Linked DNA regions of Mus musculus: all the other regions are linked to region 1. The links are chromatin loops, found by intact Hi-C in ENCODE. Cell type or tissue: heart. All regions are shown on one strand. Each heading gives the region's core, and the rest is flanking DNA. Links, peaks and the distances in the headings are about the cores only. Region 1 has its middle 5.7 kb from the start of Nol6. Region 2 overlaps Ubap2 (ubiquitin-associated protein 2). Region 3 overlaps Ubap1 (ubiquitin-associated protein 1). Region 4 holds the start of Ubap2 (ubiquitin-associated protein 2). Region 5 holds the start of Gm42273 (a long non-coding RNA gene). Region 6 holds the start of Nfx1 (nuclear transcription factor, X-box binding 1).

Region 1 (5,032 bases), core at 585-4,584:
CAGGGCAGGCTACTGTCACCAGAAGTTGCACCCATAACAACCTGTACCCAAAAAGGTGGTCAACTCAAACAGGGCCTGCTTGGCCGGTGACCCCGAACTTAATGACGTTCCCCATCCATCTCCTGAAAACACAGACATGCTAATCTGCTGCATTACTGCGACATGAAGATCAGATTTATTCATATTTTCCTTTCTTTTTACCTATGTCATTTTTCTATTTTGCATCCTATCTTTTTTGTTTGGTTGGGGTTTTTTTCTTTGTTTTTTCAAGATGGGGTTTCTCTGTGTAGTCCTGACTGTCTTGGCTGTAGACTAGGCTGGCCTCAAACTCACAAAGATCTATCTACCTCTGCCTCCCAAGTGCTGGGGTTAAAGATTTGCACCATCCACTCTTTTTTACTCTATATGTGTGGTGTGCCCTGTATGTGACAGTCAGAGACAACTTTCTTGGGTATCCACCATCCTCCATCATGTGAGTCTCGGGGATCAAACTCAGTCATCAGACTTGGGTATTAAGCTATCTTTTGCTGGTCCTCTTCTTTACTTTGGGGGTGGGGGCAGGATTTTACTATATAGCCAAGACTGACTTCAATTAGCCGTCTCTGCCTCAGTCTCCACAATGTTTGATTATTATAAGAGTAGGCCACTACACTTATCTAGACCAAGAATTTAGTAGAAAAAACTTCAAAATTGGGATTTGAAATGTTTTTCTCATAAGAAAGACTATTTGGGGTATTTTATTTTGGGGTTTTTTTGTGAAAGGGAATGATCACAGAGGTAAAATACCATGTACATCACATCATACCAAGGGCATAGAGCAGAGCATGATTAGCCTTGTTGATGTTGACCTTGGTCACCTGGCTAAAGTAGTATGTCAAGTCTTTCCACTGTAAAGTTACTCTGCTTCCCCACCCCTTCTTTACTGTGTTGTTTGGAAGGAAGTCACTGTACAAAAATCCACTTAATGAGGCATTTATTTATTTATAGACAGGTTATGTTTTTGCCATATAGTCCAAGCTGGCTTATAACTCAGTATGTAACCCAATTGACTTAAGACTTATGAGCCTTCTGTCTCTGCCTGTCTAATTCTGGAATTACAGGCATGTACCAAGCCTAACTTTTTTCCTCCATAGCTGAGACCTCAGTACTTGAAAACATCATTCCTTCATCCCAAGGTCATCTTTAGTTCTATAGTTAAAACCAGCCAGGGTGACATAAGACCCTGTCTAAAACATTTTTTTAAAAGGATAATTGACAGGCTCCCAATTTTGTCTAGGTCATGAGACCAAGTTCTACCACTAGAATTAGAACTCCCCTCAAGGAAGGAGAATATTCTAATTAAAGCATCCTCCCCTCCCAAAATGATGACATATGCCTAGTTCTAGCTTCCTCTCCTCCACTATTCAATTTAAGGACAGGAAGATTGTTGACCTAGAAACCTGGGAGATGATGTTGACACCTTTAATAGCACAGCTGTGAGTAGACAAATAGGCAGAAAGATCACCTTCAAAGCATTTCACCCACATACAGTCACCATAGCCCCACCCTGACCTATAGGATTATAGATCCCTCGACTAACCCATTGAAATATCTGCCTGCATTCCTGGGCTCAAGTCAATTTGCAAACTCATACAGTAGGTATCTGCTCTGGGCACGGCCCTAAATTGGAAAGCTGGCATCTTCCTGTCTTACTGAGTTTTATACACAGGTCTATCCATTGTAAATACAGAGCTGCTGCCCCACCTAACTTGTTAGTCTAGCCAGTCAAAACATCCTTCAGGAAATTGCAACTGTTTCTTATTCACCTCTATCTCAATAAGAGCATGGCATCTGATACAAAGTAGATACTTGAGCATTTGGATACTTTGTTGCTTTTTGTTTGTTTGTTTGTTTGTTTTTCGAGACAGGGTTTCTCTGTGTAGCCCTGGCTGTCCTGGAACTCATTCTGTAGACCAGGCTGGCCACAAACTCAGAAATCCACCTGCCTCTGCCTCCCAAGTGCTGGGATTAAAGGCGTGGGCCACCACGCCCGGTTTATGTCATTTATTTATTTTGTGTAGAGAATTACATATAACACTAGAGTGGGGTGTGGAGGTCAGAGATCAACTTGCTGGAATAGATTATCACCTTGCATGATGTGAATCTGCTAGAACTCCAGTGGGATTTGGGAATCAGTGCCTTTAACCCTTTGAGCCACTTAGCAGCCTCTGTTGTTTATTTGCTTGTTTTTCGAGGTGGGGTCTTCTCTTGTAGTTCATGTTACATAAGTATTTGTTTTGAAAAGCAACCAAGTTTGGTGGCATAGTCTGTAATTTTAGCAGTGCTGAATGGGAAGGCTGAAGCAGCAGGTCCAGAATGTGGGTAGCTACAGAAGCAGGAGAAACACCTTGAGCTGAGTTAGAGCTATCTAAGGAGGATCAGATCAACCACGGCTACACAGCAAGATTATGTCTCAAAACACACACACACACACACACACACACAGAGAGAGAGAGAGAGAGAGAGAGAGAGAGAGAGAGAGAGAGAGCGCACCAGAGCCAAGAAGATAACCAGTATCACAAAATAACACATTGAACCCCACCTTCCAGCTCCATGGCTAAGCTGTCTACAGATCAGGTTTTCAAGACCAAAAAATCCATAATCATATTTTTTTTCTAATATTTTTCACTTATTAGGTTCTGAAATAAAAGTTGACAGACCTAGTGAGGCAGGGGATGGAGGAGATGGCGGCAGGTGAAGGCAGGCGTCCAAGTTCAAAGCCAGCTAGAGAGTTATAAATAAGTCTGGGCAAGTTAGGTCCTATTTCAAAGTGAAAAAGTCTAGGAATACATAGCTCAGTGGTAAAGCAAGAGTGCTACTTGTTCACAGCTACCAAGGTTCCAGGCCTGGTACTGAAACACAACTACCCCAGCAAATAACTGGCAGAAACCGCAGCACTCTCTACTGTTCCTTAAGGGCAGGGAGAGACTGATGTGATTGACTGGTGCCCTCTTGTGGTCAGGCAAACAAAATACTCTCAGTCCAAGGTCTCACCTGGAAGGCACCAAGCCAGGAATCTCAGAAAAGTCCATTGACGTTATTTCAAATGAGAAAAGGCATAATCTAAACAGGAAGAAGTACTTCATTTAGGATGTTTAAAATTTTAAGACACAGTCTCCAGTAGCCCAGGCTAGCCTCGATCCAACTATGTAACTGAGCATGACCTTGAATTTGTGATTCTCCTGCCTCCACACACTTGCTAAAATTAAAGGTGTGTACTGATGTGCACATTTTAGGAAATTCTTTTTTAAAGATGTATTTATTTATTATATGTAAGTACACTGTAGCTGTCTTCAGACACACCAGAAGAGGGAGTCAGACCCCATTACAGATGGTTGTGAGCCACCATGTGGTTGCTGGGATTTGAGCTCAGGACCTTCAGTCGGGTGCTCTTACCCACTGAGCCATCTCACCAGCCCCCATTTTAGGAAATTTAATTGTGTGTGGTTTTTTGTTTTTGTTTTGAGCAAAGTTTTCTTGTATCCCAGGCTGGCTTTGAGCTTGCTTAGTCGAGGCTGTCCTTGAACTCCTGCTTCTACCTACCAAGTTATGGGATTGCAGCTGTGCACTCCATATCCTAGCTCTCAGTTTTGAATTAAAAGGCTGAGTTAGAAATGTGACTGAGCCAGGCAGTGGTGGCACACACCTTTACTCCCAGCACTCGGGAGGCAGAGGCAGGCAGATTTCTGAGTTCAAGTCCAGCCTGGTCTACAGAGTGAGTCCCAGGACAGCCAGGCCTACACAGAGAAACCCTGTCTCGAAAGTGCTTATAAAAATATGGAAGGCCTGCATTCAACCTCCACGAATGCCATGAAAATTTGTTTAAAAGTTTATTTTCTGAGGCTGGAGAGACGGCTCGGGGATCAAGAGTACTGGCTGCCCCCCCCAAGGATTCTCAGCACCCACATGGTGGCTCATAATGCCTGTGGCTCCATTTCCAGGTGATCTGACACCCTCACATGGGCATACATGTAGGCAAAACACCAATGCACATAAAAATTAAAAATAAATTTAAAATATTTTTATTTAGTTTTCAGGCTTATTCGTTTATTTTTCACTCACTATGTTAACCTAAAGCCAGGTGTAACAGTGCATGACTGTCCTCCTAAAACTCTGGAAGTGGAGGTAGGATACCAGGAGTTCAAGCCTAGTCTTGACTGCAAATTGTGTTCAGGAGTAACTTGTGATACACAAAACCCTGTCTCAAAAATATATGCAAGGGGCTGGGGAGCTAGCTCAGTGGTTCAGAGCAGACAATAGTTTTGCAGAGGACCTGAGCACAACTCCCAGCACTCACGTCAGGATGCACAACTGCCACGAATCCAGCTCCACTATTCTGATGCCTTGAGCCTTGGCAGGTACCTGCACTCACAGCTTAGAAATAACCAGCCCTGGGCTGGAGAGATGGCTCAGCGGCTAAGAGCACTGACTGCTCTTCCAAAGGTCCTGAGTTCAAATACCAGCAACCACATGGTGCCTCACAACCATCTGTAATGGGGTCTGACTCCCTCTTCTGGTGTGTCTGAAGACAGCTACAGTGTACTCATATAAATAAAATCTTTTTTTTTTAAAGTAAATTCCTAAAAAGGAAAGGAAAGCCAGGCTAATCTCAGCACTCAAGAGGCAGAGGCAGGCAGATCTCAAGGCCAGCCTGGTCTACTGATTGAGTTGCAGGACAGCCAGGGCTATATAGATAACCCTGTCTCATAAAAGCAAAACAAATAAACAAAGACAGTGCTATTAGAAGCCACAGTCATCTAATGCAAACTAACAATTGTTAAGAAGCTACACATGTAGTAATTTCTTTACATATAACACCTCAGTTAGACATCACAAAATCTATTACGTGGTCATGCATTTTACTGCCCTGAATTGTAAAAACAAAGCAAGCAAGCAAACAAAAACCAGCAACAACAATAAACAACAACAACCAGGCATGGTGGCACGTGCCTTTATTGCCAGCATTCTGGAGGCACAGGCAGGCAGATCTCTG
Region 2 (5,032 bases), core at 512-4,511, 97 kb before region 1:
CCTGTGAGTTTTGAGGCCATACAGATTTACATGGAGTTCCAGGCCACCCAGGGTTACATAGTGAGACCCTGTCACCCACCTCCCCCTCCCACCACACAAAAAAAAAAAAAAAAAATTAAAGGAGGCAGATTCAGAAGGCAGAATTGTTTGAGCAGTTTCCTTTGATCCATATTTTGACACCAATTTACTTGGAACAGCCCAGGAGACAACTTGTTGCTGTGTAGGGAGTACTTGGCAACCTGTAGTAATGAACACATAGATTTTCAAACAGCTCACAGTGAGCTCATGTCTATAATCCTAGAATTTGAGAGCTTTTAATAGAAAAATTGTGAGTTCCAAACCAACCTGAGCTATATCGTAAAATCTTCTCTCAAAGAGCTCTCCCTAGCCCTTATGAAACTGTTATACTTTCAATATATACCTTGAGCCGGCTTTAGCTAAGATTCCTTTTTGTCCAGCAGTGAAATTACAGGCACCCACTTCTGTCCCTCACTCTAAATTTTAAAAGTACATATATATTTTATTTTCATAACGGGTGTGGGTGCACATGTCATGGTGTACATGTGGGGGTCTGAGAAAAACTTTGGGGTTGACTTTTTCCCTTCACCATTTGGGTCCTGGGAGTGAATTCAGGCTTGGCAGGAGCCCTTACCCACTGAGCCACCTCACCAGCTCTATTTTTAAATGAAGGTCGATTGAACAATAACATCAAGATCGAGAAATGAGTATTTAAGTAATAGAAATGTATAGTTTGTGCTGGGGACTCACTCAGGGGCCTTTGCTTGGGCTTTTATTTGACCACACTTCTAGCACTTATAAAATACTTGGTTTTTATTGTTTTTGAGACAGGATCTCACTATGTGGCCTTGGCTGCCCTTAAACTTCCTGAGCTTTGCCAGCCCTCGGCACCCAAGTGCTGGGATTAAGGGGTGGGCCACCACACCTGGTCTCAATAGTTTAGTAATGTTTGTTAGAACTTGTTCTGGGGAGAAATAAAGTTCAGAAGCAGGTGAGGATGATGGGAAGGGATAGGATAAATTTAAATTTGTACTGCAAATGAAGCCAAGCTCATGTGAGCTAAGCAGCAACTAAAAAGTGGAGTAATGATATCAATATCTATTGACTAGTTTTTGTATGGATCTATTGGATCCAGTATGAATATGAGAAACAGAAGTCTGTCCTTGCCTTTTCTGGTAGGATGCTACAAAGCCTGTCTCTTACACTTTACCTTTTGTTCTGTGATGTTTATAGATAGCATTGTTTTGTAGTAAGTGTTGGGTTTTAGTACTTATTTATAGAAAATTTATTTTACAGGAGGGTACATGTAGACAGAAAGTAAAATGCCCATGCTGTATACTGTTTTAGTCATGGTCTGACTGACTGCCCTGGAGCTTGCTCTGCAGACCAGGCTGGCCTCAGAGCTCTCGCCTCTGTTCTGAGTGTTGGGATTAAAGGACTGTGCCACCATGCTCAGCACCATGTGATTTTCATTTTAGTCTTCTATCTGGGATTGCATCTGGTGCCATTCAGGATTTTGTTCCACACCACCCTCCTTCCTTCCTTCCTTCCTTGAGCTTTATTGTAGAAATGCAGAGAGAAAGTAAGAGAAAGAGAGAGGCCAGCCATGGCCATGTGGAGAGAGGGTGGAAGGGAGAGAGAGAAAGAGAGCTGAGAATAAGAAAGGTGAGACCTTAAGAGCTCTTTTTCTTTTTCTAAATACTAGGTCTGATTATGTGGTTCATCTGGCCTTGAGCTTGAATTCACGATTCTCTTGGTTTTGTCATCCTAGTGTTGGATAAGCCTTTGGTCATGTGCTTCTAGATTTGTGCTACTTTTTATTCATCATGATTTCTAAATGTTGTTTACATTTTAACTTCTTTTTAACCTTTTTTTTTTTTTCCTTTTTGGCTTTTGAGACAGGTGCTCCCTCAATATGTAGCCCTTGTTTGAATTTAGACCAGGCTGGCCTTGAACTTGTGGGATTGCAAAGAAGAGTGTTGGGTTTTTGATTCTTTCTGTGCATTTTGATCTTGGTTTTGTATCTCATAAGTTTGGTAAGAGGTTTGAAAATGAAAAGTTGACATGTTTGCTTTTTCTTCTTTAGTCAAAGGTGAAGAGAATGGGATTGACTGCAGCCAAGGAGACAAGCCTGCGGAGCGGGGCAAGCGGGCCCGAGGCAGAGGTGAGGGGGGAGGAGGACCAGGCCAGCTGCTGCCACCCTGGCTATTAAGGATGATTGGAAATGCAGTATGAAGGAGTGTTCTCTAAGATGGCTGAGAAGGAACCCCTTAGATTATGCCCGGTTCTTTTGTTTTTACATTTTGCTTTGGTTTTGTTATTTTTGGTGCTGAAGGTTGCCTGTCCTTGGTAAGAATGGCTCCATCCCTGAGCCATCCCTCAGATCCTGGATTATGTCTGTCACTTTGAAGAATCCTTTTGGTTATTTTCAGATGATTTGTTTAAGCCACTTTTATAATCAGTTATAGTGGTGTACAGATGTAATCCCAGCATTTAGGAAGCTGAGACAGAGGTATGATATACATGGTTACACTACCAACAAAGCAAGGAGAGCTTATTATTTATTTGGGGGTTTGGGGTATTTTGTTTTCTACACATAGTTTCTCCATAGCCCTGAGTGTCTTGGAACTTGCTCTGTAGACCAGGCTAGCATCCAGTTCAGAGATCTGCCTGCCTCTGCCTCTGGTATTAAAGGCGTGCGCCACCATTGCCAAGGCATTATTTATATTTTAAATTGTTTTATCTGTGAACGGTTTGCTTGCATGTACATCTGTGTGCCATGTGTATGCAATGCCTGTGGGGGCCAGAAGAGGGCATCAGATGCCCCTAAGAATGAGTTAGCTGCTTAGCTGCTTTTTTTTTTCTTCTTTTTTAAGGAAAAAAAAAAAGGCTCATACTGTAGTCTGTGATTGACTACAGGTTGAGAAGTCACCCTGTAGCCCCAGATTGGCCTGAAACTCTGCTTTATTTAATCATTATATATACATGTACAAATACAATTATATTCTATAATTGTGTTTTGTTAAAGGATTTGGACGTGGCAGGGGCAGAGGGACAGGAAGGTTCTCCGCTCAAAGCATGGGGTAAGTCACAGCCATCCCACTGCTGTAGGTGCTTCCTAGTTGTTCTGTTTTATCTGCCTTTGACCTGCCTGTACTTTATCCCAGCTAGAGGTGGTTGTACTTCTGAAGGGCTTTCTAACCATAGTGAAAATAGTGTTGTTGTTGCTGTTGCAGTAAATGCTGCGTCAGCACTGAAGCCTCTGCTCCGTGCAGTTTGCTTGGATAACTTCATTGGTGTGCATGTGCTGCACAGTGATGCTACATCATCCTTCTCTCTAACCTGACACCCCTCTCCTTCCTCATGAAGTTACTAACATGTCTGCGGACACCACATGTTCCCAAGGGAGTAGGCATATGTGCATAATGTCCTCGGCTGCCAGGTTGAAAGCCACTTACAGATGCGGCTAAATCTAGCTATTTAACATGAAGTGTTTATGTGAATGATAGTGTTGTCCTGAGTGATGGTAGTGAATGCTGAGCATTCTAGGTAGGTGTTAGAGTTAGCTACTGTTATGTCTAGTTTTTCTTTCTCTTACTGTTTCTTTTGTGCATGGCAAGACAACTTGAATTTGGAACCCTAGCCTTAAACTCATAGCATTTCTGTTTACTTATGTTCTTATGCGTGCATTGTAACATGGATGTAGCCTGTGAATCCTGACAGCTAGTTCTTTTATTTCTGAACCATCTCACCAGCCCCCTCTAGTGATAATACAAAGAAGTGTGAACAAAACATTTCTTTAGCTATATCCATATATGAAGAATATAATTCTACTCAAATCCACAGTTGGGGGTGCTGGAGAGATGGTTCATCAGCTAATAGCACTTGCTGCTATTGGAGAAGTCTTAGGTTTGGTTCCAGCACCCAGGCCTTTCATCATGTCTTACAGCCATTTGTAACCCCAGTTCCAGGGAATCTGATGCTCTCTTCTGGACTCTGGGCAGGCAGCATGCACATGGTACATATATGTACATGTAGGGAAAACACAGAAAATATAAAGAGTTTTAAAGTTCTTTTGGTGTTATGACAGACCCTTCCTTAATCCCAACACTAAGGCAAGAGACCAGCACATTTTTGAGTTCAAGGCTAGCTTAGTCTACAAGCAAGTTTCAGGACAGTCGAAGCTTCAATTCTGACACAAGAAGGAGACACGTTTACACTTGATGTATTTGTTCTCATTGGGACTTTTTTAAAATATGCAGTTTTATGTGTGGGCTTGAATGTATGTTTGTGTGCCATGGGCATGAAGGGGCCTGTGAAGCCAGAAGAGGTTTCCTAGGAACTTTTGAATTCCAGGCCATTTTGAGCTTTCGAGTGGGTACTGGGGATGGAACCTGTCTCCCAAGTCCTGCAAGAGCAGCAAGTGCTCTTAACCACTTTGAACCTTCTCTCTGGTCCTTTCATTGGACATTTTCAATGGTGTTCTTTCTAGACTGGGAAGGCTTCCAGGTCTTCATAACTTTTCAGGATGCCAAAGACTATATTGTAGAAACTTGAAGACCATTTATACAAAAGTAGGTAGATGATCCTAAAGTAACGTCTGTTGAAGATATGTACGCTTGGCTGGCGATGTAGTTGATAGAGTGCCTCCCTAGAACAGGCAAAGAAAATTCCGTCCCCAGCATACCATAAAACTGGGAATGGTGGTATAAACTTGTAATACTTGTAAACTTGAGGTATCCACTAGAGAAGACCACTAGGACACAGCTCAAGCCAATAGAAACTTTTATTAGTAACTACTCCAGGTGTTTGAGACTGAGTTGTAGCCCTGAGCATTTCTCAGAACGGGCTTTTAATCACAAAACCTACATTCCTGGGTTGACACACTTCAGTTAGCCAGAAGTGGAACTATAGGAGCCAAAGAGCAAGGTCACTATATTTAGGGACTTTCCCCAAAGCAAGATGGAGAAGGTCTTCTTTGTTCTTCTTTTGACAGGTGGTGCTGCCTATGTGC
Region 3 (5,032 bases), core at 1,033-5,032, 260 kb before region 1:
CAAGCCTCATTACAACGAGGACATCGCATGGCTCAGGCACAGGCCAATCTCAAGGTGCTTAGATTCAGACTCTCCTGTGGTCCCCAGCTGTTCTTCCAAGGCCTTGAGGACATATTGTCCACTTACACCGGAGCAGGCACAGTAAGTTGGACTTTGTTCTTAAGACTTGAGCCCCTTCAGTACCCCATGCCCTTTCCTATTTGCTTAGACTGGAGCTTGCCTCTTCACTGGGAGAGCTTACTGTTCTGTAGTCATTAGAGTTTGACCTGCTTAGGTCCTGAACCCTCCACAAGCAAAAATAAGAGCAGACTTAGTACCAAACATACTAGTCGTCACTGTCTTACAGCCTCTGTGAAGGGAGCTGTGGGGAACAGGCAACCCTTGTGAAGCAGCAGGGGAGGCAGGGATGAGCTTGAAAAATCTGTCTGTCTGTCTCTTTCTCCCCCTATAACCTGTGGGCACCCCCTGGCCCCTTGACTAGTTCTAAGAACAGAACAGAGAGAGCAAGGAGCTGCCAGCTGGTCTTAAAACACCAGGAAGAGGCTACAAGCTCCTAGTATAGAAATGAGGCTCAGTGTTCATAGGCTGTTCTTCAACATGTTCCCAGGCAGGTGATTATCCGTGCACACAAAGAACAGCTGGATGAAATGGCTGAGCTGGACTTGAAGGAGGAGACCTTAATGACCCAGATGGATTCTAATGTAAGTAGTACTGGACAGATATGTGGGCTACTGACAACTCATTGTGCTTTGTTCAGTGGTCATCTGTTTGCCATGGTGTAGATACAACAACAAAGTTTTGCTGTTGCACACTAACTGTTGAGGCCTTGTGGCCCTCAGAGGGTCTAGGTGGAGATGGGAATGGGGTCCCTCCCTATGACTACTGTAGCAGTGAACCACCTTGCTTCTTGCAACCTGAAGACCCAAAGCACTGTAAGTACCCTTTTTCCAGAATAGTCTTCACTTACAAAGTGTCTCAAAAGTGTCACCCAGTCCATAGAAACTTCTAAGGTTTTCCCCTGGGGAAGAGGGACTTGGGTTCTGAAATGTTCCTAGTTCAATGAACTAGGGAGCACTTTTTACTCTTGTGGAGGACTCAGGTTTGATTCCTAGCACCCACATGGTGACTCATAACCATCTAGAACTCCAGTCCCAGGAGATCTGATGTCCTCTTCTAAATTCTGTGGGTAGCACCGGGCACACAAGTGATGTGTGGACGAAACATTCAGACACATGAAAACGTGAAAAACAAAAAGACAGGCTAGAAAAGATGATCTGACAGACAGCCGTCAAGTGAAAAGGCTCCAGTTGTGTTGTTTCTCCTCAGGATTTTGAAGATTTTGTGACCCAGCTGGATGAAATCATGGCTTTGAAGTCCAGGTGCATCCAAAGTCTGAGAAGCCAGCTACAGCTCTACCTCACCAGCCACAGGCCCGCTGCAGCCCCCGAAAGAACTGTGGTGTCTTAGAGCATGTCTCACTCTGGATGGACACTGCTGTGCTCTCTGGGGCTGGAAGAGGCTCTGCCAGGGCCTTCCTAAAAACGACCCCTCCCTGTCCTGCCCCTAGGGTCAACCTAGCCATACATGGCCTTGGATGACCCACTACTCAGGGACAGACCTCATCTCAACTCCCAACTACAGGGCCACCTGTAACAAAGTACTAGGCTGAAAGCCTTCATGTCCCCTTTTATTTGGGGCTCAGAGTAGTAGTCACTTTGCCAACCTGCATCTGTAGGGACTTGGTCTATTAACTTTGTAGATGTCCTAAATTTGAGGATAAGACTAGGATGTTTAATGTTAACTTGGACATCGGAGGTCAGAGGTTAGGGAGCACAAGTTGAGCCAACAGCCTTATTGCTGACAGTGCCTTTCTGTCTTCAAAGACACTGGTACCAGCCAGGCAGTCAGGTGAACTCCTTCCCAGCAGGGAGTGGAAATTTAGTTTTGGAAATTATAAAATGAACAACTCTTTTTTTGTTTTGGTTTGGTTGTTTTTGTTTTGGTTTGGTTTTGGTTTTTCGAGACAGGGTTTCTCTGTATATCCCTGGCTGGCCTGGAACTCACTTTGTGGACCAGGCTGGCCTGGAACTCAGAAATCCACCTGCCTCTGCCTCCCAAGTGCTGGGATTAAAGGCGTGAGCCACCACACCTGGCGAACAACTCTTGATATCTTTCTTAAGAGCACCTGAGGTCCAGGGTATGCTTTTAGTTTCCTTCCCTGCAATCCAGCTTTGAGGGTGCCAACAGCAGCACGGTTTTCTCATTAATTTTTCTTTTTTGCTAAAACAGCAGGCCCATGTCAGTGTCTGCCAGCCCTCATAGTTCTTGTGGCAGGTCCTAGCTCCTGTCTATGACTCCTCATTCCCAGTGCCTCTGAATGATTAAACAGGCTGGGAGATCTCAGGCAAGTCTATTGCCAAGGCTTGAGTGGTCCAAGGTACTAGGCCAGCAACACTCAAGGGCCTTTGCTACGGGTGTCTTGGGACTGAGTCTACAGTCAGCAGTCTGAATCTTCTGACACAGCAACAAACACACATCTCTTCAAATGAGTTCTTGCTGTATTGCTGTGTGTGCAGGACAGATGTTACCAGGTACCCTCAAATCATTCTCTACCTTATTTTTGAAGCAAGTGTCTCCCTGTTGATCTACCCAGACTGATTAGCCAACAAGTCCAAAATTCTTGTCTCTCCCTTCCCTTCTCAGACCACCGCTCCAGGCTTTCTTTTGAGACAGTGCCTCTCTATGCAGTCCTGGAGTTCTCTATGTAGACCAGCTCACAAAGTAGTCCTGCCTCACAAATGCCAAGATTAAAGATGTAGCATACACCATTACAACCAGCTACTCCAGGCTTTCTACGCAGTTCTTATGCTTGTACCACATACACTAACTGAACCATCTTCCCATCTCTTGTATCACCTTTTAAACAGAGAGAACCCCAAGGGAAACAGCCTCCAAGAGTCCGTTAGTTTCATAGGTCTTCCTGAGTTAACCTGAGATTCATGTGTCACAGCCTGGGCCCTGAAGCCATTACCACATACATTTAAGAACTCTATGGTTTTAGGATGTTATATTTAAAAAGCCAAGATAAGCCAGGTGTGACACTGTTCATGTGTAACCCCAGCATCTGGGATGCTGAGGACTAAATTCAAAGGAATTAGCCGGGCAGCAGAGGATTATGGTCTAAACCTGGACTATAGTGAGGTCTGGCTCTATAAAAGAGCTGAAAGGCTTGTCTGGCAGCCACGGGCAGTGCTTGAACTGACCACCAGATGGCAGCCTGTTCCTAGCTTAAGGCCTCTCACATAACCACTAAAAATCAGAGGCCATTCCCAACCAAGAACACCAAAAGGATGTGGGATTCTACTAAAGATAAGTACTAGAAATTTTAAGGATGAACTGTCAGCTATAGGAGCACCACTGAGAGCCGGGGAAGCACTTTAACCTTGCCTGTGACTGGTAGTAGTCACAAGCAAAGGGACTTGACTTGTCATATTTTAAAGGATACCTCAAAACCTGTATACCCCTTCTCCACTTTAGCAAGAAAGCATATACCCTTGTTCCACAGGCTGCACTAGACCAGGTTTAGAGAGTCTGTATTTATAAAACAAAAAAAAACCAAAAAAACAAAAAAAAAAAGATGAGACAGGATGGCCAGCCTCTGAGTCCCATAGGCCCTCAGTGGGAAAAGGATACTGATATGAAAGGGACAACTAGGCTCTGTTCCAGGCCAGAAATGACTGTGCTACCCGTAATCTACCCACTGTCCTGAGTCAAACCATTTTTCAAAATAAAGAGGTTAAGGCAGCATGGCATACCTTTTAGATTTTTATTAGTAGTTCTCTGAAGAATCAAAATAGTTAGCAAATTACTTTAGATTCAAGACTGTATTATATCCTTTGTATTTAGATCTTTAATATTGTAGAACATAATACAAACAAACCAAAGAGACTGGTTTCTATGCCTAGGTGTTATTCATTGTGTCATCCTAAAGCAGGGCTGGAGGAGGCTGTTCAAGAACTGGGGGTTAGTGCTGAGTGACAAGTCGTGGCCTGTTTTCTCACCCATGTGCTGGAAAGGGCCAATGATACTCAAAACTGACAGCTTCCTAGCACAGGGGCTCCAATGCCCCGGGCAGCAGAGGATTATGGTCTAAGCCAAAAGAAACAGTCTGGACAGGGGCAAATGGGAACTGCCTGGCAGAAGAGGCAGACTTTGCCCCATGAAGAAAAGTGCATCTTTGTACCGCAGAGACACTCCAGAACCAGTGTAACACTAGGGCTGTCGGGGAAGGCGGGCCCAGGAAGACCCTCTCAGTTGCATTCCACTTGGGTTAGAGCCCAGTCTGACAGTGGTGCAGCAGAGAGGAGAGGAAAGGATCTAGCCCCAAAACAGCAGCAGTCTGCTCCTCCTGTCTTCCCACTCTTCTTGGTAGCCAGGCCAGGTTTTGGCTGAGAACATTAGAGACCCCAGAAAGAACCAAGTATTCCTTCTGAAAGCCCAAAGTGGGAAGGACACTTCTCAAAACACAGGTATGTTTAATATGGAAGGAACCAATAGAGAGCATATATGCCCAAATCTTCCTACTTTCCCCCAGCTCAGGCCTGGGCTCACAGAGACTAACAAGTGTCAACTCCACATCCGACCTTCTAACCCCCAAAGAAAATCTGGAAGCATGTCCCGTCTTCCCCACAAGTGAGCTGTGCAGAGCCTCCTTGGGGAATGGTGGTGCTGTGGCAGGGCCGTAGCAGGGCCAGGTCTCAGCTGGCTCCAGCCCGGGCCATGAGGTCTTCCAGAGCATTGTCCTGGTCATTGTTGTGTAATAGCAAAACTTCCTTAATGTCTTTCAGTTCAAAGCCCATTTCCTTAAATTTGCTCATTAACTGAAGAAACTCCATCATCTATGGGATAAAGGAGAACAAATTTTTTTCAGAAAGAGTTGAGCCACGCAGAGCAGCTGAATGTAGGTGTATACTGCAGGTGAAGATTCTGCCTCCTTCAAGCAGTCCCATGGGTCTTTAAGGTTCCCTCGAAA
Region 4 (5,032 bases), core at 358-4,357, 150 kb before region 1:
TTCTTTCTTCCTTTCTTTCTCCCTCCCTCTTTCTCCCTTCTTTTCTCTCTCTCCTCTCTCTCTCTCTCTCTCTCTCTCTCTCTCCTTTTTTTCCTCTCTTCTTCTGCTGAGACAGAGACTATCTGTGTAATCCTGTCTGTTTTGGAACTGGTTCTGTAGACCAGGCTGGTCTTGAACTCAGAGATCTGTCTGCTTCTGCCTCCCAAGTGCTGGAATTAAAGGTGTGTGTCATCACTGCCTGACTAAGTCTTTGACTTTCAATAGTGGATTAAAACATTTTTTAAAAATCTTTGATTTTCTCATACATTTCTACAAAACAAGAAAACATAGAGACTGAACTGACCCAACACAATGTTAGTAGGTCACTGGCCAAGAAAGATAAGATAGATCTACACATGGATAATCAGGATAATACGTTCTTTTTGTTACAGGTACAGCCTGAGCATTCTGTAATTCAGGCAGAAAAACAAAGGTTTCCCTTGAACTGGGCCGGACTGTTTAAATTTTCAATTGTCTAGCCAAGTAGGTTAAAGAGATCAAGTCTATTAGTAACTAGCAAATTAGTAATTAGCACTGAACCCCCATCAGTATAAGAAAATTCCCTTTCCATCTTGCTTAAACCAGCTGCACCTTACCTTATGGGTACAAATAGGGTTTGAACATAATTTTGTTTGTTGAGGGCTTATTGTTTACCAAGCAGACATTTTATATAATCTCTTTCTCTTTCCTGGGACAGGTTTCTCTGTGTAGCCCTGGCTGTCCTGGAGCTTGCTCTGTAAACTAGGCAGCCTGCATCTGCTTCCTGGGAACAAAGGCTTACACCACCACTAATTAACCTCTTAATTCCAACGTTGTGGATGTATCTAACCTAATAAGCTACACATAGACAATAGCCACATAATCACATTTTATTATGTGTGTTCTTTTGTTTTTGTTTTTTGGGTTTTTTTTTGTTTTTTTGGTTTTTCAAGACAGGGTTTCTCTGTATAGCCCTGGCTGTCCTGGAACTCACTTTGTAGACCAGGCTGGCCTCAAACTCAGAAATCTGCCTGCCTCTGCCTCCCGAGTGCTGGTTTATTATGTTTAAATGTATAATTTTTAACAAGATATAGCTCAGCTGTTTAGAGCAATTGTCTTTCCAGAGGATGTTGGTTTGATTTCCAGCACCTAGAATATGGATCATAACTATCTCTAACTCCAATTTCAGGGGACCCAATCCCATGTTCTGACCAGGCATGTATGTGCTACATATATACATACAGGTAAAACATCTATATATATATGAATGGTATATATGTATATATTTGAAATACATATTAATCAGGCATGGTGGGTGACTCTTGTCTATAATCCTTGAAATACCACCATTTGGGAGACCAAGGCAGGATGACTGCTGAGAGTTAGCGGTCACCATGTACTGCACAATAAGGCTAGGTTAGTCTGGGCTGGAGTTAAAGTGTTTTAAACATCTAAAAAAAAATTATTTATTTAATGTATGTGAGTACACTGTGCTGTCTTCAGACACCCCAGAAGAGGTCATTGGATCCCATTACAGATGGTTGTGAGCCACCGTGTGGTTGCGGGGAATTGAACTCAGGACCTCTGGAAGAGAAGTCAGTGCTCTTAACCACTGAGCCATCTCTCCAGCGCAACATCTATCTATTTATTTATTTTTTAAAGATATGCTAGTGATTAATCTTTATTTGAGTCGGCCTGTGGTGTCACGTGCCTTTACTCCCAGCACTCTGTGAGTTTGAGGCCAGTATGGTCTACAAAGCAAGTTCCAAAACAGGGAAGCCCTGTCTCAAAAAATCAAAAAACAACAAAACTCCATTACTTTTGCTTAATCTCCTGAGGTTAACATCTTTACTAAGAGGTGGATCAGGTAACTTCTCAACAAGGAAAACCTGATTTAGGTTTCTTATGCCAGAAAATAACTTTTCCTTTCCTATTTGCAAAACCGGTCCGATACTAGTAGCCTTTTGGGCTAGAACACCTCTAACATCCCGTTGGCGTTCAAGGAATGGTAGTTGTTTCCTGCAGAAGAGAGTTGGGAATGCAGAAAGCAGTCCACATTTGACTACATTGAAGTCTCGTGGCCTTCAGCCGAGGACGTTCTGGGTGTCTGGCTCAGCAGCTGGCGGTTGGCGTTTTCCCGCGCAGAGGGCAGGGCGGAGCGCCAGCCTCGCAACGTGGGAGCTAGACCCACTCTCCGCCAGAACTACACCTCCCAGCAGGAACCACGCTGGTTCGCTTGGCAGGTGGCACCCATTGGTACTAACTCGGAAGCTAGCCATAAGATGCTCGAATAAGTCAGAATCAGGAGTTGTACTTAGGAGCACGCTGAGAAAAGGCGGTCGTAGAGAGTGCCTTTGCCGCGCAGCACTCTGGGAGTTGTAGTTCGCCCTCAAAACGTCTAGAAGCCAGGCTTGCTTTGAGTGGCTGCACCATGTCACGTGACGAAAGAGCCGCACGCATCGAGCATCTTGCAGTGTTTCTGAGGTCATCATAGCGCGACCGCACGCTTTAATAGTGGGTTCTCTATAGGCGGCGGATAGTACGACCCTGAAATTCTGACCACAAGCAATGTCACCATCTCCGCCGCCTCCACATAGTTCCTCTCGCTCAGCTCCCAGAGCTGTGTTAGCCAGCCGGGTAACCCCGTTCAATCTTCAAGTACTGGCTCCACCCTCTCCCGTGACGTAGGGATCACGTGACGGGCAGGGCCGCCTCTGCCGCCGCCGCCGCTTTGTAAGAGGCACATTGGCAGGTAACGAGCGGCGGCGGCGGCGGGTCCCGAGTCCAACGAGAGCAGCAGCGGTAATTGTCACCCGGTCCCCTTCATCCTGCCTCCCAGGGCCCTGAACCTTGCAGTGTATGCTTTCTGGACCTGGGCTAAGGTCTTCTGAACTCCCAGCCCCCTTTGGGATGCCCCAGCGTCTACTCGGGTGGATCGGGCCGAGCTTCCCTCGCTGGCTTCATGTTTCCGTAGTGTGTCCAGGCCTGAGCACTCTCTTTCCTCTCCCGCTCAGGTTGCCCTGTGCTTCCTGCTCCACCCCCCACCCCCCATCCTAGTTGGCCGGCCCCACCCAGCCCCAGGGGGCGCCTTCCCCTCCCCCCCCTTTGGGTTTTTATCCTGGAGGGTGTGGTTTTCTCTCCCACCTCGGTCCCTGCACGTTGGCAGGAGCTCCTCCGCCACGCTGTCGCCCCATCCGGACCACCTTTCAGCTTTCTAGTCTGGCGCCTGTCCTGGGACTGGTCTTAGTGCCCAACTTCTGCGCTCTAGTCTCTCCCCACTTAATCTGAAGGCATAGTTCAATTTTACTACTTTTCATTACTGTGGTCTTTGGTGTTAGTTGAAACTCTGTGAGTTTCCTCTTCATGCCCTATTGAAGTCTGGTGGTGTCATAGTTTATTTATTCTTTAAGGTGAGGTAAGAGTGCTTGTGAACTGTAAAGCGTTGTTAGAAATTCAAACAAATTCTTTAGCCTGGTGCGTTCCAGCTCAGTTTTCCTAGTCAGCTCTCCCACCTTCCCCCCTGCATTTTCAGGTTTAGTTACCCAGGCATAGTCAGCTCTCCCACCTTCCCCCCTGCATTTTCAGGTTTAGTTACCCAGGCATGTCAACTGTCACCACTTAGGATTCGTGTTTTCTCTTTGGGTTGGTCTTGGAAGTCTTCCTGCAGTTTTTTGCTTTAACATAATCTCGTAGTTTACTACCACTAATACGCCTTTCTACTTTATTTCCAAGGTGCATAGTCTGCCTACTCTTTACTTTTCTCCAGCAATTGTGTACAGTAACAATTGGAGCTTTTAGGTGATTCTATGAGGTACCCAGAGATCATTTATTTGAAGAGCATGCCTTTTTTTGGGAGGGCGTTTTTGAGAGAGGGTTGCACTACCTAGCCAAGGCTGGCTTTTAACTTGAGAGCCTCTTGTCTCAGTCTCTCTAGCTCGCTCGCTCGCTCGATAGTTTTTACAGGGTTTCTTCATGTTACAACCTTGGCTGTCCCCCACTTGCTTTGTAGACCAGGCTGGCCTTGCACCCATAGAGATCCACCTGCATCAGCCTCCCAAGCACTGGGATTAAAGGCATGAGTCACCATGCACCTCTTGCTTCAGTCTTTCTATGCTGGGATTTCAGTTTGCATGGATTACAGTCAAACACTACTGTGCCTGGTTACAATGATCTCTCTCTCTCTCTCTCTTTCAGTGAATAGTGTTTATATTTATATCTTCTATTGTAAAGTTTTTAAGCTTTTTTTTTTCTTTTTTTTTCTCCTATTAATGGGCATGCTAATACGCCCTCTGAATTGTTTATTTTTGTTGTTGTTTAGTTTTTTTTTTTTTTAACCTCCCTTAAGTTTTTCAAGAAAGGATCTCTGTGTGGTCCTGACCGTCCTAGAACTTGCTCTGTAGACCAGGCTGGCCTTGAACTCAAGAGATTGTCTCTGCCTCCCGAGTGCCAGGCTTAAGGGCATGAGGTACCACCATCTGGTGCCTGTTCTTTTTTTAAGAGTTGGTTTTTCAAATAACCAACACTAAAACAGTAAATAAACCAACAGAGGGGAGGTGGCTATCATGCCTAAGTTCTCCTGTAGTGTAGCTTAGACATCGGGATGGTTCTTTGGTGTGCTCTTTACCTAGTTTAGGAGAGAAATTCTACTCTTTGGAGGTGGTCCAATATATCTTGTCTGCCTTCAGGGCCTTTTGGCTAGGGCCCTTTTCCAGTTGCTATGAGATTTGTCTTACTGGGCAAAGGTTTAGTTTCCCATTCTACACTTGATTGCTGTCATTATGTTCCTGCCTGATTTTTCCTACTTAGGGGTCATTTAAGTTCTGTAATTGATCCTCCCCTCACTCCCAGTGGGTGACCTTTATGTTTCCCACACTTCTGACCCCTCCCCCGTTTGTTTCCTTGCTGCCTCTGACTTTCAAAAACTAAACATTTCAGAGAGAGGGAGATTGTTTTGTTTGAAATATGGGTGGAAGTAGTAACATGGCAGAGATGAGGCCATGAGGAAGGATTGTGG
Region 5 (5,032 bases), core at 704-4,703, 160 kb before region 1:
AGTCAGCCTAGCTACATGAGAGCTTGTCTACACCCCCACACAAAGATACCAAGAAGACTGGACACAAGAGCACACTCCTTTAATCTCAGCACTCAGGAGTCAGAAGTAGACTGCATTGGAGGCTAGCCCGGGCTACAGAGCAAGACCCCATCTAGTACAACAAAACAAAAGGCGTCACACATAAATGATTTATCTCCAGTATTTTGAGGTTCGGACATTTGCCAATAGCAAAGCTGATCGCCTTGGTGTGAGGTATGGTGCAGGTTTGGGTCCTCAGTGTGTTCCCTGAGTAACATCCTCATAATTTTTCTGCCCTCTAGTCTGCTACAGTAAAAGTGATCATCATGTAGAGTGCATGTTTGTTTGTTTGTTTTGGGGGGGGGTTGGTTTTTCAGGACAGAGTTTCTCTGTGTAGCCCTGGCTGTCCTGGAATTTGGTCTTCAAGTTAGCCTCAAACTCAGAGATCCACCTGCCTCTGCCTCCCAAGTGCTGTGACTAAGGGTGTGCACCAACACCAGCACCCAGCTAGAGTGTATTTTAAGGTACTAACACAGATCCCTGAGAAAGGACCCCTGCTCCTAGGTGCCATCTGCCAACACTGAGTATGAATGAGAGAGAAGGGGCTGGTTCTAGCTGTACAGCTGCTTAGGGCTGTGGACTCAAAATGAGGCCCTGCACTGATGGGGTGTGTGTGGCGGGGGACGGAGGGATACTGTTGTGTGAATGTGTGTGTGTGTGTGTGTGTGTGTGTGTGTGTAAGCATGTGTGAGTGTGTTTGAATGTGTGTATTAGTGTGTGTGTGAGTATGTAAGTATTGTGTGTATGTATGTGTATATGAGTGTGTGTGTGAGTGAGTGAATTAGTGAGTGAGTAGAAAAAGCAAAATATAGAGAATTTTCCTTTGATTTCTGGGGATTAGCAGGTACTCTAGGCAGGCGTGCTGGTGCAGATGGATCTAAGGACAGGTGTCTAGTATTAGCCAGACAACAACACTACACAGTCCATGTCTGTAAATAAGGAAATGACCACAGTACTTGTGGGTCAGTGTCATCACAAAACAGACCAGCAACTAGATATGGTGGTGCACACCTGTAATCCCAACATTGGGAGGCTGAGGCAGGACGAGTATTTACCTTTGGGTAGCTACACAGTTCATTGGGCAACAGGAAATAACCTCAAAAAAAAAAAAAAAGTAGCTTTGTATGGTGGCATATACCTGCAATCCCAGCACTGAGGAGACAGGCTCCCAGAAGTTTTGAAACTAGCTTGATCTACATGGTGAGTGCTAAGCCATATAGCAATACTTTGTCTCAGAATCATACAAACAAAAAAAACAAAAAAAAAAACAAAAAACAAAACAAGGGCTAGAGATATAGCCCAATTGTAAAACACTTTTGTCTGGCATGTACAAGGTCCTGAATTTAATCCCCAGCACAAACAACAGAAAACAAAGAACCCCTCCCCACAAATAAGCCAGGACTATGGTAATTCTAGCATTAGAGAGACTGAGGAAGGAGGACTGAGTTGAGTTCAATTCTTAGTACCTCATACCAGGTAAGTGGCTGACACCAGTTTGTAGCCTAGTGCACATAGGCAGGAGAATCAGAGGTTCAAGGTCAACTCTGGAGGCAGGGGCTGCGGAATCTTTTAAGTTTTTTAATCTTTTAATCTTTTAAGACACCCACAGTGATACACCTACTCCAACAAGGCCACACCTACTCCAACAGGGCCACTCCTTGGGCCAAGCATATACAAACTATCACAGAAGGATAACCAGCCTGGTCTACAAAGTGAGTTCCAGGACAGCCAGGGCTACACAGAGAGATCCTATGTGGGAATTAAAAAAAAAAAAAAAAAAGTTCAATGTCATCTTTGGCTCCCTCTTTCTGTCTCTGTCTCTGTCTTTCTCCTATTCCCTCTTCTCTCAGCCAGGCATGATAGCACATGCCATTAATCATCAGAACTTGGGAGGAAGAGGCAGGAAGATTTCTTTGAATTCCAAGCCAGCCTGGTCTACAAAGAGAACCCAAGGCCTGTCTCAAAAACAAACAAACAAACAAACACAAAAAAATACAGTCATACATATTTATACACATAGCAGAAACCTAAAATATCATCTCTAGATTTGTCCATAGTTGGTATCTGGGCAACACAGACACATTTGCCAACCTTCAGTTGGGTGCACTGGCAAATGCCAGTAATCCCAGTATTATTAATTATTTGGAAGAGACAGGAAGATTGCCATTTGTTAGGTCAACATAGACAAAATAGCCAAGTTCAAACTAATCATTAGCAAGACCCTAATTCTATATCACAGAATGTGGAGGAAGGAGAAGGAAAGGAAAAAGAAAGGGGAGTTTACTGTACTTCAAGGGTCTCTTTGAGAAGCTAGATAGTCTGTTTAGCCTTGTGTGACCAGAGAATCCATCACATTCCCAGTAGGGGGAGCCAGAACTTAGCCAAATTCTAAACGCATCACTCTTGACTCAACACTTAGGAAGAATGCTAAAGAAATCGTGCCCCCACAGATCCATTATAAAACTTTGTTTCAAGGTGCACCTGAACCACCTCCCCAACCTTCCAAACCCCATTGTTAGGACTGAGGAGGGACGAGGCAAGCAGAGCTATAGTACTTCAGTTATTACTGAAGTTCTCAGAGCTGTAACCCCTAAACTAACCTTCCCTATGATTTCTGTATAGATTGGTGTATAAAAGCATGTATATGCACACAACTTCACAAAAATGGGTATTTAAAGCTGTCTGGGAAGCCTGGTAAGATGAGATATGCTTATAATCCCAGAACGTAGGAGCCTGAAATGGAAGGTGTCTTAGGATTTTACTGCTGTGAACAGACACCATGACCAAGGCAACTCTTATAAGGACACCATTTAACTGGGACTGGCTTACAGGTTCAGAGGTTCAGTCCTTTATCATCAAAATGGGTACATTGGCAGCATCCAGGCAGGCATGGCACAGGCAAAGCTGAGGGTTCTACATCTTCATCTGAAGGCTGCTAGCACAATACTGGCTTCCAGGCAGCTAGGATGAGGGTCTAAAAGCCCACACCCACAGTGATACACCTACTCCAACAAGGCCACACCTACTCCAACAGGGCCACTCCTTGGGCCAAGCATATACAAACTATCACAGAAGGATAACCAAGACTTTGAAACCAATCTGTGCTATCTGTCTTAAAACAACAACAACAAAACAGGCCAGCATAAAAAACACCCAGAGCTCATGTAAAGGTGGAAGGAGACAACCACAGAGTCGTCTTGTGCTCTCTGCATGTGGACCACGTCATGCATGAGCCTACACATATCACACACACACACACACACACACACACCACAACATGCCAGGTGGGTACTAGGGATGTAGCTCAGAGCTAGAGTACTTCCCTAATGCCCAGCACTGTAAAATAATAATGACAATAAGAAAATAAAGCCATATGTATATTTCTATGTAAGAAATGGGCTGTTACCCACTTCCGTGAATGAAATTTTACAGAAGTTACATTAGTGGCATCTCCTAGTCGTTGGAGTTTGGGTGATGTTCCTGTATTCTGTTTGTTTGATTTGGGTTCTTGGTAGTTTTGTTTGTTTGTAAAGGATGATAAGTTTTCAATTTACTTAATTAACTGTACTTATTTATTGGGGGTGGGGGGAAGGGTGTCTCTGCACGTGTTTAGGTCACAGGGCAAGCGGTGGGAGTCAGTTTTTTCCTTCCATTGTGTAGGTCCCAGGGAACTAACTCGGGTGGTCAGGCTCAGCAGTGGACGCCTTCTGAGCCCCTCCCCCTCTCTTTGGGGGTGGGGGTCTCACTGTGTAATCCTGTCTGGCCTGACTCACTGTGTAGACCAGCCTGGCCTCTAATTCTCAGAGATCCTCCTTCCTCTGCTTCCCCAAGTGCTAGGATTAAAGGTATATGCACACTCTGCCTGGCTTTAATTCAGCTTTTTAAAATAAGTTTGCACTATAAATGGGCTTTGAAGTTGTCAATCTCCTGTCTCAGTCTCCCAGGTCAACCATGCCTGGCTCTAGGCAGCTGGTCAATTCTAAATAAGCAGTTCATTAACTAACTCTCTCTGGACGAATTTGACCTTCTTTGATCAAGTAAAGGAGTAAGGCGTTCTTCAGGCTTTGAAGGACCAGAGTCATTTACTGCGATTTTATACTGGATTTACAGTCCTGGGGAGATGGTCGATCTCTTTCATCTGAACTCAGCCAGAATAACCACGAGCAACGAGGAAGAGAGGCACTGATTAGAGATAACTTCAACACACAGCTTCAGGCCCTCGAGGCTCCCACCAGGCCATTAGCCAAATGCTGACCTGGAGCCTCATAATTCCTTCCGGTTGGAGTCTACACTGTATAACCACAGTAAGGCGAGAGAGAGGCCAGCCACGAAAGGGACGTAAGTGGCTTTTCTATAGGACTCAGGGAACTCAGAGCAACCTGGAGGAAGAAACTGAAAACCCATTGTCTCAGTAACTCTGAGGAACGAAGCTGTCCCATAGGAATGAGGCCCTAGGAATGGAGGAATAGAGGACTCAGCTACCACTGTGAGCTCCGCAGAACAGGGCAAAAAGGCAACCACAGTTTTGCCCCCGGGGACTACAGCACTAAAAGATCCAATTGGGCTCCATTTGTTTTTTGAGATTTGTGCTAGTGTGTGTGTTCCTTTTTGTGTCTCCTGGACCTCTGTAGCTGGCTGGGACTAAAGTTGAAAGGAGCATTCAGTAGGGCTCTTCTCTGGCAGGGCAGGTCCAGGCCTGTAGAAACTGGTTTAACCTGCTTCCCAGAGTCTCATTGCCACTTAAGTAATCTCACGAAGCAGAAGCAGAGGGGCTCTGGGTCAAGATATAGCCAAAGAGATCTGTTTTGCTTGCTTGTTTGTTTTGAGACAGAGTTTCTCTGTGTAACAGCTCTGTTGACTAAGCTGGCCTGGAACTGACAGAGATGCTCCTGCCTCTGCCTCCCTAGTGTTGGGAATAAAGGAGTGCACCACCACTGCTTAGCCCCCATTTTGA
Region 6 (5,032 bases), core at 598-4,597, 160 kb after region 1:
ACTGCTCTTAGAGCTATGGACTATCTGAACTCAGACTCCAATGAGTATACTGCAAAACCTGTGGATTTCAAGTTTAATAGTAAGATCTGGTACTTAATATGGGCCACACACTCTCCTAAGCACTTTGCATGAGTTAACGTCTTTATTCTGTTTATTCTGTTTTAAATATGTACATTTAGGTATCTCTGTGGTGTGAGCACATGTGTGTGTAGGTGTCCTGAGGCAAGAGAAGGTATCAGATCCCCTGGAACTGTTGTTACAGGAAGTGTGAGTCACCTGGTGTAGATGCTAAGAACCAAAATTGAGTTCTCTGGAAGAGCAGACAGTGCTCTTAGCAGCTGAGCATCTATCTCTCCAGCTTCATTAGCTCATTTAACCTTCACTCTGCTGATGAGAAAACTGGGTAGCTTGCCCAAGGCCACAGGTGCTCACTCCAAGGCAACTCCGAATTCTGCCTTAGGATATGGTAGAATGGCATGCAGCACTGGTGACTTGGTGCTTATATTCACACTGCACCCTGGCAGAGGCAAGGCAGCAGTACCATAGAAACATAGTGAAGAACTGGTGAGTTCACAAAGGCCATAGAGAAACCTCACACTCAATCCAGGCTTTGTGGCAAACACTTTCACACAGGCAGTGTTCTGAGGGTGGGGTGAAGAGCCTCACAAATGGCAAGAGGATTAGAGAAACTCAGAGTGGCAGAGGTATTCTGGGAAGATGAGATAAACTTACAAGTGGGAATGGGTAAAATGGTGCCAAGAGGTGCTGTACAGTTCTCTCCTGCTTGAAGCAAGGATGGAGAAGGGGGCTAGATAAAGGTCAGTAAAGCTGCCCAAAAGCCTGATAAAGGGCGTTTCATATTGAATAGCCATACATAGTTGTGCTTTTACTAGACCTAAGCCAAAACCCTCAGGAAACCCTTCAAGAGGGCTGGAGAGATGGCTGAACTCACTGGCTGCCCTTCCAGGGAAGCCACGGTCAATTTCCAGCACCCATTTGGCAGCTCACAAATGGCTCTAACTCCAGTTCCATGGGATTCAATACCCTCACACAGGTATAACAATGCACAGTGTAAAAAAAAAAAAATTTTTTTTTAAAAAGAAAGATCTATAAAGAGACTTGAGGAGGGGACTAGAGAGATGGCTCAATGGTTAAGAGCACTGACTGCTCTTCCGAAGGTCCTGAGTTCAAATCCCACAACCACATGGTGGCTCAAAACCATCCATAATGAGATCTGACGCCCTCTTCTGGTGTGTCTGAAGACAGCTACAAGTACTTAAATATAAATAAATCTTTAAAAGAGATTTGAGGAAAGGGACACATAAATCAGGAAGCTGTCCCATGGCCTAAGTGAGACACATTTCAGTATTTTAAGTAGTAGTTCCTCCATTAGTGAGATGTCCTCTAGCCAAGGTATCATTATAATACAAGTAAGGGGTACCAGATACCCAACAAAACACAGCAATGAGAGAGTAATCCAACCAGTTGGCGCTAGAAAGCCTGAAAATAAGGGGGAAATTTTCATCCTGGATCAGTTTAAAGACCTTACTTAGGGCAATGGATCACAGCCTGTGGGTTGTGAGGTCTTTGGGAGCATAGAACAACCCTTTCACAGGGGTCACATAAGACCACTGGAAAATACAGATATTTACATTATGATTCATAACAGCAGCAAAACTAGTTATGAGGCAACAACAAAACAATTTTATGGTTGGGGTCACCACAACCTGAGGAACTGTATTAAAGGGCTGCAGCATTAGGAAGGTTGAGAACCACTTTTGGAAGTGGATGAGCTAGAAATGATGTTAAAGTAAGAACAAAGACTATAGACCAAGGAGGCAGGGATTTCTTGAACACAGGGACTCAGCACATGCTTTGGGGCGTGTCGGTGGTAACCTAGAGCGCAGTCCCAGAGGCTAAAACTCCGAGTCACAGCTAGCCCTCACTCAGCTCTGCTTCAAATGTCCAAGGGTGTGGAAATAAGTCAGGGCGAGGAGGAGAAAACGAACAGATTCGGTTTAGAGGGCCAGTGAAGGCCTGGAGGGGAGTGACAACGTATCTGCCTAAGTTCTCCACTCTCCAAGAAGATTTTTACATTCAAGTCAAGACTGGGGCACACCAATGCAATGTGTTCTTGCACTCTTTAAACTGAGACAGGGAAAAGAACATGACCTGTACAGGCACATCCTAATAGTGGCCCATCAATCTGTCAGAAGTGCAATTGTAATTCAAGCCAATGTTGGACATTGCTGTGATTTTCAGGAAGAGCAGGCCATTATGTCAAATCTACACAGTGGGTTGTGACAAGTCGTCATCGTGGTCTTCTTCTTAATAGTAATGTTAAGAGTATGTTGTTGAGAGTAAAAGAAACCTCTGCTTCTCGGCCTCCAACCCCATCTTCCCAGACAGGATCTCACTATGTAACCCTGGATGGTCTGCAACTATGTAAACCAGGCTGGACTCCAACTCGAAAGATCCTCCTGTTTCGCCCTCCCGAGGGCTGGGATTAAAGATGTGCGCTACCATGTCTGATAGCACTGAAACATTTGGTTTACTTTAAAAACAAAAAAACTTTTCTTTTAATCTTGTGTTCCTGTTTTAGCAAGGGTGCTTTGGGGGGACAGGGACGGGATATATGCCACGTGTTTGCTGATGCCCTCCGTGGCCAGAAGAGGGCGTCAGATCGCACAGCTTTCCAGGTGGTTGTGCAAGCGAACGTGACTGCTCTGTTGAGGAGCTACTGTTCTTAAACACTTGAACTAGCGCCCCAGCTTCTCGGTTCACATTTACATTTAGGTAAATGTGTACTAATACCCCATGCAAAACGTTCCTTTTTTTTTTTTTTTTTTTTTTTTTTTTTTTTGCTGTCCACAAAATTTGAAAGCCCGGATTGACCAATACACCTTGAAGAAAATGGAAATAGCTTATACGAACAGTCAAATGAGGCTGTCTCTACCACAGGGGTAGCTCCAGGAGGGAGAGTGAGCCAACAATCAGGGAGAGAACAGGGAGGGTCTGGGAATTAGCTTACTACTCCAGGCTGACAGATGAGGTAACTGAGACTGGATCACGTCACGCACCTCAATATGGGATTTCACACCCCCTCAGGACTGGGCCCGCTGGCTGGCTGGCCCGCGCGCGCGGAACCCGCCACTCCGAGAGGTAAAGAACACACCCCTAGCACAGCGCGCAAACTCGCTGGCCTCCAGGGCCCGCTACGGAGAGTCGCCTACGCCCGGCCGGCCGGCCGTCCGCCCGCCCGCCCGCCCGCCGGACTCTGCTCCGCGCGGCCTCGGGAAGGCCGGAAGGAGCCCCGCGGGGGGCGCCAGAGGCCCACGTCCGCTCCCTTGGCGCCGGGACCCGCCCGCTCTCCTCGGAAACCCAGGGGCCGAGCCTCCCCATCCCGTGGAAGATGGAGGAGGGTTCCGTACGTGCAGCGCGCGTGGCTTGGCCCTCGCGAGCCACTGTCCCCGCGCAGCACGCACCCCACTTGCCACCGCAATGGCCCGCACCCTTCGGACTAGACTGCTAGACCCTAGGGGTCCCGCGCGGGAAACGGGACAGTACCTGAGACCGGAGGCGCCTCCGCCATCCCGTGCCGCAGCACCTCAAGCGAGCCCCGCCACCGAGCGAAGGCTGTCACCTGGTCACGTGTCCCGGATTTCCGGCGCCGAGAGACTAGTCGCTCCTACGCGCCCGGGGACAGCCAAGGGGGTGGTGCTACCTGAGCACACAGTGAAATGGCGCATTTGGGACGTCAGACAAATGCGCCGGCCCGGGTGCAAGCGGGGTTTGCGGGGGGGACACGAGTGGCTGGAGGAGACCCACCCGGACCGCAGGATCTACTGCCCCCAACTTGCGTAATTGCTTTTCGAGAGCTGCTGGGTTCTCCAGCTGCTACGCCTTTTTGTCAAGTCCTGCCATCCGCCCGGCTTCAAATGACCTTCAGCTAAGAGGCGGCCTGGAGCGGCTCACGCAGGCGACGAGGGGGGGGGGGGCGCTGTAGTAATCAAAGGGCATTGTGGAGGAAAAGACTGCAAAACAATAAAAGGTTACCTGCCAAGGGTTAGGTAGCCCACGACTTCAGGACCTGGGAGGCTGGATCGGGGGTGGGATGGGAGTGGGATGTAGTGAGTTCCAGGTCCTGGGCTACCTATCCCTGTCTGTGTAAAACGAAACACAGTATCTAAAGGACTAATAGCAAATGAGCCACAAACCGGTAGGCAAGTAACAAATACAAATGAACACCAACTGAGGTAGACAGTTTGAAGTTACTGTGTTTTTTTTTTTTTTGGAGGGGGGGGGAGAGTGGGGAAAGGGTGTCCTGATGTAGCCCCTGTTGGTATTCAGGCATTCTGCTGGCCTGCCCCCAGGACCCTAGCAACCACTTAGACCTGCCTCCACCGTGTGTGATAGGTGTGTGCTGCGTCTAAAGAGACGCCCCCAAGCGTCCCCCCCCTCCCCCCCCCCGCCACCCAGCAGCTGTCTATTGTCAGCGTCCGGTCCCCTTCTCTCTGCCCCATGGCTTTGCTCCTGTCTGTCTGACTGGCTCCATGCCTACTTGTCTGCCTCTATTCCTTTCCTAGGCCCTCACTCCTCTTCTCCCAATAAACCACTTTTACTTCAGGTCTTGTTTGCATGACGTAATTTCTCAAGGTTGTACCTTGGCACGGGCCTTGCAGTAGGATCTTCTCTGTCTCAGCCTCTTTTATAGTAAAATATAATCTTCCAAGGTGAGGTGTGGTGACTTAGACTTTAATTCCAGCACTCTGGCAGCAGAGACAGTAGTTCTCTGTGAGTCTGAGGCTAGTCTGATCTACATAGTGAGTTCCAGGCTAGCCAGAGCAACAGTACAACACTGTCTCAAACATTCTCCACGATGTGACCATTTTGGTTACAGGGCTTCTGCACTTCTTTCTAATATCTACAGACTAAGAAGCCTTCGACTGGGTGGCTTAGCCTGCCCCTAACCGAGCACATTTAGGAATCCTTCAGGAATTATATTTGAAAATCGGCCTCAGAAAGGTGAGAC

The links. A loop is a pair of places that touch in the nucleus more often than their neighbours do. Peaks named below come from ENCODE experiments on the same cell type or tissue, not always from the same donor. Only the 100,000 strongest peaks of a DNase experiment are listed, where the experiment ranks them.
Region 2: a loop joins it to region 1, with 5 times the contacts of the local background. A loop is called at or near these places in 8 of 42 quality-filtered maps.
Region 3: a loop joins it to region 1, with 2.6 times the contacts of the local background. A loop is called at or near these places in 7 of 42 quality-filtered maps.
Region 4: it touches region 1 in a loop (3-fold over the local background); 16 of 42 quality-filtered maps call a loop at or near these places.
Region 5: it touches region 1 in a loop (3.0-fold over the local background); 15 of 42 quality-filtered maps call a loop at or near these places.
Region 6: it touches region 1 in a loop (2.2-fold over the local background); 3 of 42 quality-filtered maps call a loop at or near these places.

The regions. Positions count from the first base shown.
Region 1 is chr4:41,127,534-41,132,565 of GRCm38, reverse strand. No RefSeq gene overlaps it. Among named protein-coding and RNA genes, the nearest start is that of Nol6, 5.7 kb to the right of the region's middle. In heart, for the core only: a CTCF peak has its summit at 2,998 (motif pointing left); a DNase peak (open chromatin) is centred at 2,955; H3K27ac peaks cover 339 bases.
Region 2 is chr4:41,224,349-41,229,380 of GRCm38, reverse strand. Ubap2 (ubiquitin-associated protein 2) reads left to right here. Exons shown (of 29, transcript NM_026872.1): 6 at 2,105-2,182; 7 at 3,047-3,101. Among named protein-coding and RNA genes, the nearest start is that of Gm24837, 15 kb to the right of the region's middle. In heart, for the core only: CTCF peaks have their summits at 2,820 (motif pointing right) and 3,775; no DNase peak of the experiment used is centred there.
Region 3 is chr4:41,388,547-41,393,578 of GRCm38, reverse strand. Ubap1 (ubiquitin-associated protein 1) reads right to left here. Exons shown (of 7, transcript NM_023305.3): 7 at 3,813-4,898. The coding sequence ends at 4,758. It overlaps Kif24 (kinesin family member 24), which reads left to right. Exons shown (of 13, transcript NM_024241.2): 11 at 1-141; 12 at 608-701; 13 at 1,327-2,831. The coding sequence ends at 1,467. Among named protein-coding and RNA genes, the nearest start is that of Ubap1, 42 kb to the right of the region's middle. In heart, for the core only: no CTCF peak of the experiment used is centred there; DNase peaks (open chromatin) are centred at 3,268 and 4,738.
Region 4 is chr4:41,272,828-41,277,859 of GRCm38, reverse strand. Ubap2 (ubiquitin-associated protein 2) reads left to right here and starts at 2,725. Exons shown (of 29, transcript NM_026872.1): 1 at 2,725-2,820. In heart, for the core only: no CTCF peak of the experiment used is centred there; a DNase peak (open chromatin) is centred at 2,459; H3K4me3 peaks cover 2,424 bases; H3K27ac peaks cover 2,012 bases.
Region 5 is chr4:41,284,033-41,289,064 of GRCm38, reverse strand. It overlaps Gm42273 (a long non-coding RNA gene), which reads left to right and starts at 3,924. Exons shown (of 2, transcript XR_881194.1): 1 at 3,924-4,416. In heart, for the core only: a CTCF peak has its summit at 2,443 (motif pointing right); no DNase peak of the experiment used is centred there.
Region 6 is chr4:40,969,595-40,974,626 of GRCm38, reverse strand. Nfx1 (nuclear transcription factor, X-box binding 1) reads right to left here and starts at 3,684. Exons shown (of 24, transcript NM_023739.3): 1 at 3,568-3,684. The coding sequence starts at 3,592. It overlaps Gm52692 (a long non-coding RNA gene), which reads left to right and starts at 4,468. Exons shown (of 2, transcript XR_003955193.1): 1 at 4,468-5,025. In heart, for the core only: a CTCF peak has its summit at 2,663 (motif pointing right); DNase peaks (open chromatin) are centred at 3,136, 3,676 and 4,426; H3K4me3 peaks cover 2,240 bases; H3K27ac peaks cover 1,928 bases.